Regions from separate parts of the Homo sapiens genome. Here region 2 is linked to region 1. A link is a loop called in an ENCODE intact Hi-C map of the cell type or tissue named here. Cell type or tissue: GM12878. All regions are shown on one strand. Links, peaks and the distances in the headings refer to the core of each region. The heading gives the core; the rest is flanking DNA. Region 1 has its middle 150 kb from the start of LINC01440. Region 2 has its middle 440 kb from the start of LINC01440.

Region 1 (5,385 bases), core at 233-5,232:
ATATATCTTTCTGGTACCAAATTTGTCCTGTCTAATAAACATTTGTTGTATGGTTGCATGAATAGATGTATGGATGGAAGAATAAAAGAAAGAATAAATACATAATGAATGTATGAGGGTATCACTTATGCAAGGGCATGAGGGCATAACAGAGCACAACAGACTATGGAAACTACAGTAAGTTTGGCATAATAAGATCAAAGCGTGAGGATTAAAGAGTAACAGGAGTTGAGCTGGACAGTGATGTAGTGATATTATCATAATGGGACAGATTTCAAGTTGGCCAGTTTCTCATTAAAAGTCACAGGATAGATATAAATACCTAATAATTAATGTTTGGTTACAGTGATATTCCAGCTTAACTAAGAGTAGGGGATTTTTCAGTATATTTGCAGAAGGTGCAAAAGCAATTCATAGAGAAGACACAAAACACAAGGAATCAGACAAAAAACAAAATCAAAATCTAGAGTTGAGTTGTTCAATACAATCATTGCTAGCTTTATGCAGCTATTTAAACCAAAATAAATTAAAATTTAAGAAAATCAGTTTCTCATCTGCACTGCCTATATTAAGTGCTTAATATCCACATATTTCCAGGGCTACTGCATTGGGTACTGCAGATTTCCTTTGTTTTCTTGTTCTGTTTTTTTGTTTTTTTTTTTTTTCTTAATAGAAATGGGGTCTTGTTATATTGCCCTGGCTGATCTCAAACTTCTCCTGGCCTCAAGCCGTCCTCCTGCCTCATCCTCCCAAAGTGCTGGGATTATAGGCATGAGCCACTGCACACAGTCTGGACAGTGGACAGGGCAGATTTACAGTCCATTTCTATCACCATAGAATATTCTCTTGGACAATGCTAAAATAGAGTCATAGGTACTGCTTTATTGCTGGATAAAAAGCCTCATTTTTTGTCTAATGGATCATTTAGGACTCTTTTAGTTGCAGGTAACAGAAACCAACTTCCTCTAATAAATAAAAATGGAGAGTTTTACTTTAAATATAAAGTAATAACTCTGTTCAAGAAAGAGATAGAGCTAAGTCTCAGAAGGAGCTTGCAACCTGGAACTACTCTCTTGTGTTTCTGTCTCTGATTTCTGCTCTGTTACATCATTCTTTCTTTTTTTAGTGATTTGTGCTCTCTACTTAACCCCAGCTCAATGTCTGACCTTTTGCAGTCCACACTCCAAGTTCTCAGGAAAAGGACTCAAGTGACACTGATCAGATCATGTGACCGTTCATGGTCAAATTAGCTAAGTTTGAATGTGGGAGAAGCAGACCGGGGAAGGTCACAATATAGACACACCTGCTGGAAACACAGCCAAACATACTGGGGGCCAATGTATCTAGAAGAAAGGTCATTGTTTCCTGGGAAGATATTTTAGCAGTGACTAAACTTGAGTTAACTGTTGTACATCCAAATCCTTCTATTGCATTTTATTTTGTCTCTACAGCTTCTGGCTTACATTTTTGATTTGGAGTACCTTGGTGATACGGTTGTGGTATGTGTTATCCCAGGTGGGTCAGGGATCCACAGAAAACTAATGCAATTTTATAAAGGGGCTACATACAAAGATGTGGGTAAAGTGTAGGAAAACCACAAAGGAAGGGCAATGGGTAGTGAAGCACACTGAGGCTAGCAGCAGAGGCTCTCCATTTCACTATAGACTTGATGGGGCAATTGGAGGAAGATTCCCAACCCCTGAGAGAGAGAGGACCATGTGAGAAGAAGAGCCCGACAGGAGCTCTGATAAGTGACAGAGGAATGCATCAGCCCACAGAAACCCAGAAAGCAGGAAAATGGAATAAATGCCCTGTGCATTTCTGATCTGCTAGACACTTCCCATTAGCTGACTTCAACTGTAAGCCAGAAAGCAGGGAACATTGATGATTTCCATACCAATTAACCTCCTAATGAGCAGAGAGAATGGTTAATAAAAAAGGTTAACAAGTAATTGGCATGGGGTGAATACACTCTATAACACACCTTAGAAACCACTCTGCAAGGCAGAATGTGGCTGAACTGGACAAATAAGCAAGACTCTTTCTCCTCCAATGACCTAAGGTTTCCATTTTTAAGTTTCAGCTTCTGTTGAAAAAAGAGTTTCAGGTTTTTAGCCATGTTTATTTTTAAAAAATAAAATATTTTAAAAAGCACTATATTCTTGAGCTTATCTGAAAGAAAGCAAATGTGCAATGGATTTTATCTGCTGAGTATGATTTTCAGTGAATTGCAGCTTTCCTACCCTATCTATTTGCAATGAGCAAAGTGAACAAGAGAAAAGAAGCTGGTCTGTCTCCATTGATAGGAGACAGGGTAGGATACGTCACGGGCAAGTTTGGGTAAGACACAGGCCTGGTTGCTCAAGGACAGCTGGTAGCTTATACCTGAAAAAGCTTTCTGGTGACAGATTAATCCCAATTACCAAGCTGAGCTAGAGATGCTCTTGTGTTTTTTGGTTTTGGATTTTTTTCTCCTTTGCAGCCTCAGGCTATTGTGTATTTCAAATGACATGTTCATTCAGGTCCTTGCCTGCTGTCAGTCAAAGAGAATTTAGTAAGCTCACTCTTGGGTTCTTTGGCTCTAATAGGTAACCTAACAGTTACACTTTATTTAGAGTTTTCAATTATGTTTTTCAGAGGTCTCTTGGGACTTTTGGAAAAATGACTGGTCAGAGACTGATCATCATTAGACAGGATGTGGTTGACCTCCTGGTGGTGGTGCTGGGTGAGAAATTTGTGTTTCAGCAATAGTGTGGGAAAAGGATATTTTAAAGGAGAGTAAAAAAGAAGGCGAACAATTTTGTTTTCTACTAAAAATATTGCCTTTGCTTTGGGAATGAAATAAATTCTTCTGCTCTCTCCCGTTAGCTCCTTTTCAAAGCAAGAAGTTGTATAAAGGGAAACTACCTTTATACAATATTTGAAACAATTATTTTCAAATTTTTTTATTTTTAGTTTACATTTGTTTATATAAATATTTGATGATTTTGCCAAATGCTGATCCTGCTCCAATTACAATCTAAGAATATCAATATTTATTTGACTTATTAATGAAATTCTTCCTTCTACAACTATTATCTACTGAGGTTTATATACTAAGTCATTAAATACCGGCATACTGAAGGCTGGTTTCTATGTCTTCCCTTCCTCTATGTATGCATAGGTAAACATCATTCACAATTATGGCTTCGATGACCATGTCTAGTTGAGAGCTCTCTTTAGACTTATTATTCCACTGTCTGCTTGTCTTCTCTTGTTTGTCTTTCAAAAGCACCTCAAATTCAACACCTGGAGCAAAACTCATGATCCTACCCTTGCTCCTTATTCAATGTCTCTCTTCTCAGTGAAAGTTATGATTATTTTTCCGGTTGTACAAATCAGAAACCTAGGAATAACCTTAGCATCCCTTTTTGGCAACTCCCTTCTAGTACCCCCAACCACATCCAATTCATCACCAATTCCTATCTATCTTTTTTGAAAAAAATATTTCTAGATAGACGTCTATCTCCAGCAATATCCTAATCAAAGTCACAAATCAGCATTCAGCTTGGTCTCCTGCAATATCTCATAATTCTTCATTTCATTCTGTCCTTCTTTCAATCTACTTGTGATCCTCAAAACAAAGGGCTCTTTTGAAAACCAAGGCTTATTATAATTAGGCAAATACTACACTCCTGCCTTTAATTGCATTTAAGTCAATGTTTATCTGGGTTTTGCTTCAGTGGGTTTGCATTGCTTATAATGATAACACAAATCTTCTTAATACAGGCTACAAAGTCCTGCTTGTTCTGGCTCCTGTCTACCTTCCAGAAGCTTCTTTCTCCAGGCTGGCCCTTCCTCTTGCCAGCCAGCCACATGATGTCTTTGGCCACAGGTTCTTTGCATCTGTGATTCCTTCTGCCCAGGATATTATTTTTTCTCTCCTCTTTATCTCAAACCAGTCTCCTGAGACCGATACAACTTAATCACATACTACTGTTGTGGAATCTCATAATTGTTGTAAGTCTTCATTGCTGTGATGATTGCAGTTGGAATTTTATCTTAATTTCATAATTAGCTCCACGAGAGTAGAGACCGTGTCCGCTGCATCTTCAGCAATGTGCACTTAATAGGAACTCCTTGTGCTTCAGTTTCTTCTTCTGTTAAAAAAAATAAGCATGTGTGCTTCACAGGGTTTTTAAAAAGTATTCAATGAGTTACAGCAACTTGTTAGAAGTGTGCCTGAATCATACGGAAGCATTAATTCATGAGTAACTATTGTTATTGTTTCTGTTGTTTTATAATCCTATTCTCCAAGGCTTTACAGTTTGTAAAGAGTGGCTCCCCCACTTATTTCAAGAAGACTGAGAGGTTGAGTGACTTTCTAATTTAGATGCCATGTGAGACACTCTTAAATCAGACTTTCACAGCTGAATTGAAAGTTTGGGTCTAAGCATCACCCTCAATTGTATGCATGCATTTCCCCTAAAGGCTGGCTTTGGGGAGTTCAACTGAAGCATGGAAATGTAAAACAACATTTTTTTTCCTTAATGGGAAATTCTGCTCTGCTGTTTAAAGGTGCTCAGAACTGATAAACACAAGATGCCGTATCAGGGTATGGTAACCAACTTTGCAGACAATAAATCATCAATTATATTTTTAACCTGAGTAATTATGCCTTTTTGTTTCAAGCTTCTTGATGTTTCAAGCTTCTTGATGTTTCAAGTGCAAGCTGAGCCATTTTAGGAGTGAATTAAAAAGAATCAGTTACAAATTGTTACCTGTTTACTCTGAAGGGAAAATTGCTTTGGAAACATGGCTGGTCTCACAGCCCAGAAAGACTGATGGAAGAAAAAACAAAATACAAGCAACAACAAAGTCAACATGCTGTGGTTGTGTAGAAGATGCTGTTGATCTCCTGCCTGGATCTATTTTGCTATAATTGAGATAGTAGGAGGGACTTGACTCCAGAGACCAGCAAAAACAGGTCCTGGGCAGAACCTTACTGAAAGCAGCTTTCCATAAGCGGTGCTCACCAGTGTGCCATGTCGGCTTACCATCACCATGGCAACACCTGGATGTTACCGCCCCTTTCCATGGCAACGACCCCACAACCTAAAAGTTACCACCCTCATCCTAGAAATTTCTGCATAAACCACTCCTAATTTGCATATAATTAAAAGCAGGTATAAATAGCAAGTACAGATCTGCCCCTGAGCTGCTATTCTGGGCACGCTACCTATGGGGTAACCCTGCTCCTCAAAGAGTAGTACCTCTGCTGCTTCTGTGCACTGCTGCATCAATAAAAGTTGCTGTCTAACACCACCTGCTCACCCTTGCATTCTTTCCTGGGTGAAGCTAAGAACTTTCCTGGGCTAAGCCCAGGGGTTGCCTGTCCTGCATCAG
Region 2 (5,385 bases), core at 205-5,204, 290 kb after region 1:
TTAGTGTTGTGAGCCCTTAAAAGGGACAGAAATTGTGCACTCGGGGAGCTCGGATTTTAAGGCAGCAGCTTGCCGATGCTCCCAGTTGAATAAAGCCCTTCCTTCTACAACTCAGTGTCTGAGAGGTTTTATCTGCGGCTCATCCTGCTACAACTGTTCATGTTTAACTGATTTGCATCCTTTGTCTCAGGACCCAGCTCCATGCCCTAAGGGAGTAGCCTCTAGTTCTGCTTCTTCAGAGACAGCTCTGCCCTCTTAGGGAAGGAGAAGAAGGAGCCCTGCCCTGATATGCTGGTTTTGTCTACCCAACCATGAGATTTAGAACTAATAAGCTTTCTTGTCTGAATAAGCCTCAAGCAAGTCTTCCAAATCAGCCTCTGTAGGAATCAAGGTGATATTTTGACCTTTAGCTATCACTCCGTCATTTCATTTTGTCCTCAATTTGTTTATAACCTAGGTGGGCAAGGGTGTGCTGTTTCTCAGAGGCCATATTAACACTTAATTTACTTTATTGAAGATTATTCAAGGTGGTCGCTTAGACAAGAGAAATGGTCATAGTGAATCTCTCAGTTGAAAATGAGATAAATAAGGGAGCTATTTTTTAGAATAGTATCAACAAGTTTGCTTCCATTAAATCCAGGAAATTAAAATTGTAATAAATTCTGTTGTTAGTATAAGATATCTGAGCCTATATTAATGTTATCCGTTTTAATACACCCACTTTTCAATTATTCAATATATTTTCCACAACTTCAATGTTTCAGAAAAAAAAAATAACGATTAAAAACTACATTGGCAGGGCACAGTGGCTCACGTCTGTAATCCCAGAGAGACCGAGGCGGGCGGATCACCTGAGGTCAGGAGTTCGAGACCAGCCTGGCTAACATGGTGAACCCTGTCTCTAGTAAAACTACAAAAAATTAGCCGGGCGTGGTGGCAGGCATTTGTAATCCCAGCTACTCAGGAAACTGAGGCAGGAGAATCCCTTGAACTGGGGAGGTGGAGGTTGCAGTGAGCCAAGATTACATCATTGCACTCCACCCTGGACGACAAGAGCGAAACTCCATCTCAAAAAAATAAATAAATAAATAAAAAATTAAAACCTGAATATGGGTACATGTAATTCCCTTCACCTCAAGATCCACTGTGGCTACACAGAACACTGATCTGTATTTAAAATGTTGGTAGGTTGTCCATCATAGATATTTTTGCATTGATACTTATTTTTTTAATACTATATTAAATGTGATTTCTCTTGATTACTATGTTTTTGTGTCCCCTTAAATTTTGTGCCTGTGGTGAGTGCCTTACCAGGGCACGAAACTTAAGGTGGGAGGTGGGGTGAGGGAGAAAATGTAAAGTGATGTTTCCCTTGCCTCACTCTAAGCCTAGCCTCCCACATCAGTGTGTTCTAAAAGTGTGAGCTGAATTTAGTGAGCCATGTCAGAAAAAGGTGAGAGTCAGGGAGGCAGGCAAGAAACAGATTACAAAGGAACTGTATGCACGAGTTGGAACTGAGATTTTATCCTAATTGAACTTGAAATCCAGTAGCATGTTCTCTGAATCTCACTATAAAGTCATCTCTGGTTGTAGTAAAGTCTTTTAAAAATTAATGTCTCAGATTCCCCAATGCCCAGTGAAAAAGTTGATCAAAAAGTTCTCCAATTTATTTTCAACTTAAAACCCTATGGTTAGTCAAATATCTACTAGTAATGTCTTTTCAATAATGCTTTCCTGTGATACTCTCTATGATTTTTTAAGACTTGTCTTACATCTGTACAATTCATATGACTTTGAACATGTCTAGAAGTACAGAAAAGTAGGAAAAGAGATTAAAATTCAAAAGAAGATCCCAAGTACCTCGGAAGTTAACTATTCATGAGAGAAGAAAAGGCAAAGCAACTCTTGGATTATTTTCACAAAAGAATTTTCCTCCCAAATTAGAAAAACAATCATGTTTACCTGAGCCAAAATTTGCCCTATATAATACCATCCTCATCTCTTTGTTTCATAAGACTATCAAAAAATATCTTATAGTAAACAATTATCAGGAAATATGGCTATAGAACAATGCTTGATTCCATCTTCATTATTAAAGAGTCAGATAATGAGATTTAATTCCTACCATGTAAGTATTTTAATGACATTAATAGGAATATTCCTCATATTGTCATTCATGTTCATATTTTTAAACATACATGAAACAGAATTCAAACTTTTGTTGGTATCTTTAGGAAATTTCAAAATCAAATGCCCGTGAGAGTTAACAAGTAACACAAATATTTGCCAAGAGAGCCAAGAGGGAGTGTGGTGACTGTGGCAAAATGGAGGTGTACATTTCCTTTTTAGAAGGAGCTGCTCAAAATTCTTCTACAGAAAAGCTAAACTTTTTTTGAAACAGGATCTCCCTCTGTCACCCAAGATAGATTGCACTGTTGTGATCTCGGCTCACTGCAGCCTCGACCTCGGGGGCTCAAGCAATCCTCCCACCTCAGCTTCTTGAGTAGCTAGGACTACAGGCCCAGGCCGCTATGCCCAGCTAAGTTTTTTTTTTTTTTTTTTTTTTTGAGACTAGGTTTTGCCATGCTGTCCAGGCTGGTCTCAAACTCCTGGACTAAAGTGATCCTCCTGCCTCAAACTCCCGAAGTGCTGAGATTATAGGCATAAGCCACTGCACCCAGCCCAAGCTAAACATTTTTGCAATAAAATCCAGTCTTCCTATTTGTTAATGTTGACAACTAATTCATTTTTCAATGCGGCACAAGCCAAACAAACAAAACAAAAAACAAACCACATCTTCCAGAGTATTTACAACTGCTCGCCTAGGGTTATGATTCTGAACATGCATCTTTGTGCTGAGCTGAATGAAAATGTTGCTTTCAAAAAGGATGCAAAGGTAAAAAGAACCAATGGACTCTAACAGTGCTACTTTTCCCACCTCACTTCTACTTCGTATATGCTTCTCACTATCTGCTATAACTGAAAATGCAAGTAAGGGAGCTTGTTAAACAGTGGCTTTATTTTTACCAAAACCTTAATTCAGTATACTTTGGGTTGTAGCCAAAGGCTAGCTTCAGAATTCTCATGTGAAGGAAAGTTCACGGCCTTACTAACAGCTGTTTTCTTCCCCAACCTGAGAGGCTTTTTTTTTTTACCTACTCTTGGGTATTCATCTCTACTCTGAATTTTCTCCATTATCATCACCTTGTTACCCAAATCAAGGCCACCTTTTCCTCTGTTCTAGCCTTCTCTATCTCCATCTAGTGGCCAGAGATATCTTTTTCAACAGCCATAGTTCTTGATTGTATACAAGATAGTAACTTATGCAGAAAAATTAGTTAGAGGAATGTTGAGCACTTGCCAGATGGACAGAAAGGCTGGGGAGCCAGGGTGGAGAAATAAAGCCTCAAAGGCAGACAAGCCACAGGACCTATTGCCAAGGAAGACAAGGCACAGGACCCATTGCCAAGGAAGACAAGCCACAGGACCCATTGCCATGGCCCAGGAAGAGCCATTTAATTAGGACTGTGCAGTGGGAGGAAATTTTCTCCTCTGCTGTGCTCCCTTACTCTCCTCCAGGTTCAAAGCTCTGGAAAGGGGCATAGGACTGACTAAGCCCTGATCTTGTGCCATGCTTCTCTCACTGTAAGTGCCTGAGAGAGAAGAACTCCACTAGGAGAAGGAGACAGGGGGTGAGCAGTGATTCCCAGGACTCATACAGTGGATAATCCTCCCAAACACAGGAAGAAGGTGAGCTGCTAGGTAGCCAAAATATGACGAACACCTTATTCAATCATTATTCTACAGCGACTTCCCATGTCTAAGAATAAATCTAAACTCCTAAACAAAGCCCTGCAAAAACTGGCCTCTTCCTAACTAACTTATCCTCTTATCCTTGATCTATGGTTCCCAACTATAGTGGCCGCAAGGTTCTTAGGAATATGCCTGCTTCTTCCTGCCTCAGCTCCTTTATGCACACGGTTCCCTCTGTCTAAAATTATCTTATCACTTTTGCCCACCATTCTCATGCCTGGATCTACATTACCGAGGACTCAGCTTCAGTATCACCACTTTATGAAGGTTCTTCCAAGCCACGCTATTATAAAGTGCTTAGGATTGCCACAATGCTCCCTTGCAGCTTCATGGGTTTTCTTCACATGTTTTACATCAGTCTGGAAATATCTTTGTGTTTGCTTACTTGTATGCTGCCTCTATTCCTAGAAGTCTGCAAACTCAGTGAGATAAAAGTGGACCTTTCCAGGCTTCTGTTCTTTTTTCTATGGCACCTAGTATATTACTAGGTACAGAAAAGATGCATAGTAATTATTTCTTGACCACATAAAGGAATGAAGTTTTTCAGGTTTGCTAAAAAAAAAAAAAAGTAGGGCATTTAAGTAGCCCAGGATTTCAAACTGTGTTCTACAGAGTTGCTCCATGGATTGCACAGAAGGGGAAGAAGGTGGGGAAAGCTTCCTAGACCCCACTTCCACTTACATACAGTGTTTCTACTTATATGGCTTTTATAATTTAAGCTTCTCTGGAAGATTTCTCTTAAAGAATTTGCATCTAAGTGAGGTCTGACAATGAAGATTTAACTAGAAAAAAAATTACTCAAAGAAGTTAATACTTTGATGTCTGATATATATTCTAGGTGGTGATGAATAGCATTTATAGATCATAATTCTTACAATTGACTGATATCTTTAATAAACCTTTTCTAGAAAAGCATTATTGCTGGAAAATCTCTATGAATGTTGACCTACATGTGAATCTGTTTAAAATGTTTCTGCATATGTTTGCCTTTAACCTCCTTATGGTTTATGTGACTGCCTGATGAAGTTTTGTGACCACTAAAAAAAAAAAAAAAAAAAAAAAAAAACAATTAAAATTCAAATCTATCTCAGTGCTTTCCAGGTAGAAGACAGGCTTCATGGGAACAGAGACCATGTTTATTTGGTTCACTTCTCTATCTACTATCTTTGGAATGTGAGTGCCACATTGAATGTGGCTCATAAATACTGGATGAAGAAGAGCTTGAAATAGGTGAAGAGGGTGCTTATAGGTAAGAGTGACAGTAGAGGCCTGGCACAAAGTCTCAGAAATCAAGTGATCTCTGAGTAAATATACTAAGTATAACAGTAACCAACTTTTACACTGTTGGAGAAAGGGTGTACACACATGAAAAGGGAGAAAAGTTAATTAAACTTTATAAATATATATACATACCCAAGCTGTGTTCTCTGAGAAAGCCAGTATATTGATAACTCAAAACCAATCAGCACAATTAGAGTCCAGTTCTTGGTTTCTAAATACCATTCTCTACCAAAAGAAATCAAAGCTTCTTAGAATAAAGCCTGATACCAGGGCTGGGGCAGAACTAGGTAA

Evidence for each region. Peaks named below come from ENCODE experiments on the same cell type or tissue, not always from the same donor. Only the 100,000 strongest peaks of a DNase experiment are listed, where the experiment ranks them.
Region 2: a loop joins it to region 1, with 2.9 times the contacts of the local background. A loop is called at or near these places in 1 of 110 quality-filtered maps.

What each region holds. Positions count from the first base shown.
Region 1 is chr20:55,267,337-55,272,721 of GRCh38, reverse strand. No RefSeq gene overlaps it. Among named protein-coding and RNA genes, the nearest start is that of LINC01440, 150 kb to the left of the region's middle. In GM12878, for the core only: no CTCF peak of the experiment used is centred there; a DNase peak (open chromatin) is centred at 2,644.
Region 2 is chr20:54,978,422-54,983,806 of GRCh38, reverse strand. No RefSeq gene overlaps it. Among named protein-coding and RNA genes, the nearest start is that of LINC01440, 440 kb to the left of the region's middle. In GM12878, for the core only: a CTCF peak has its summit at 3,253 (motif pointing left); DNase peaks (open chromatin) are centred at 226 and 3,143.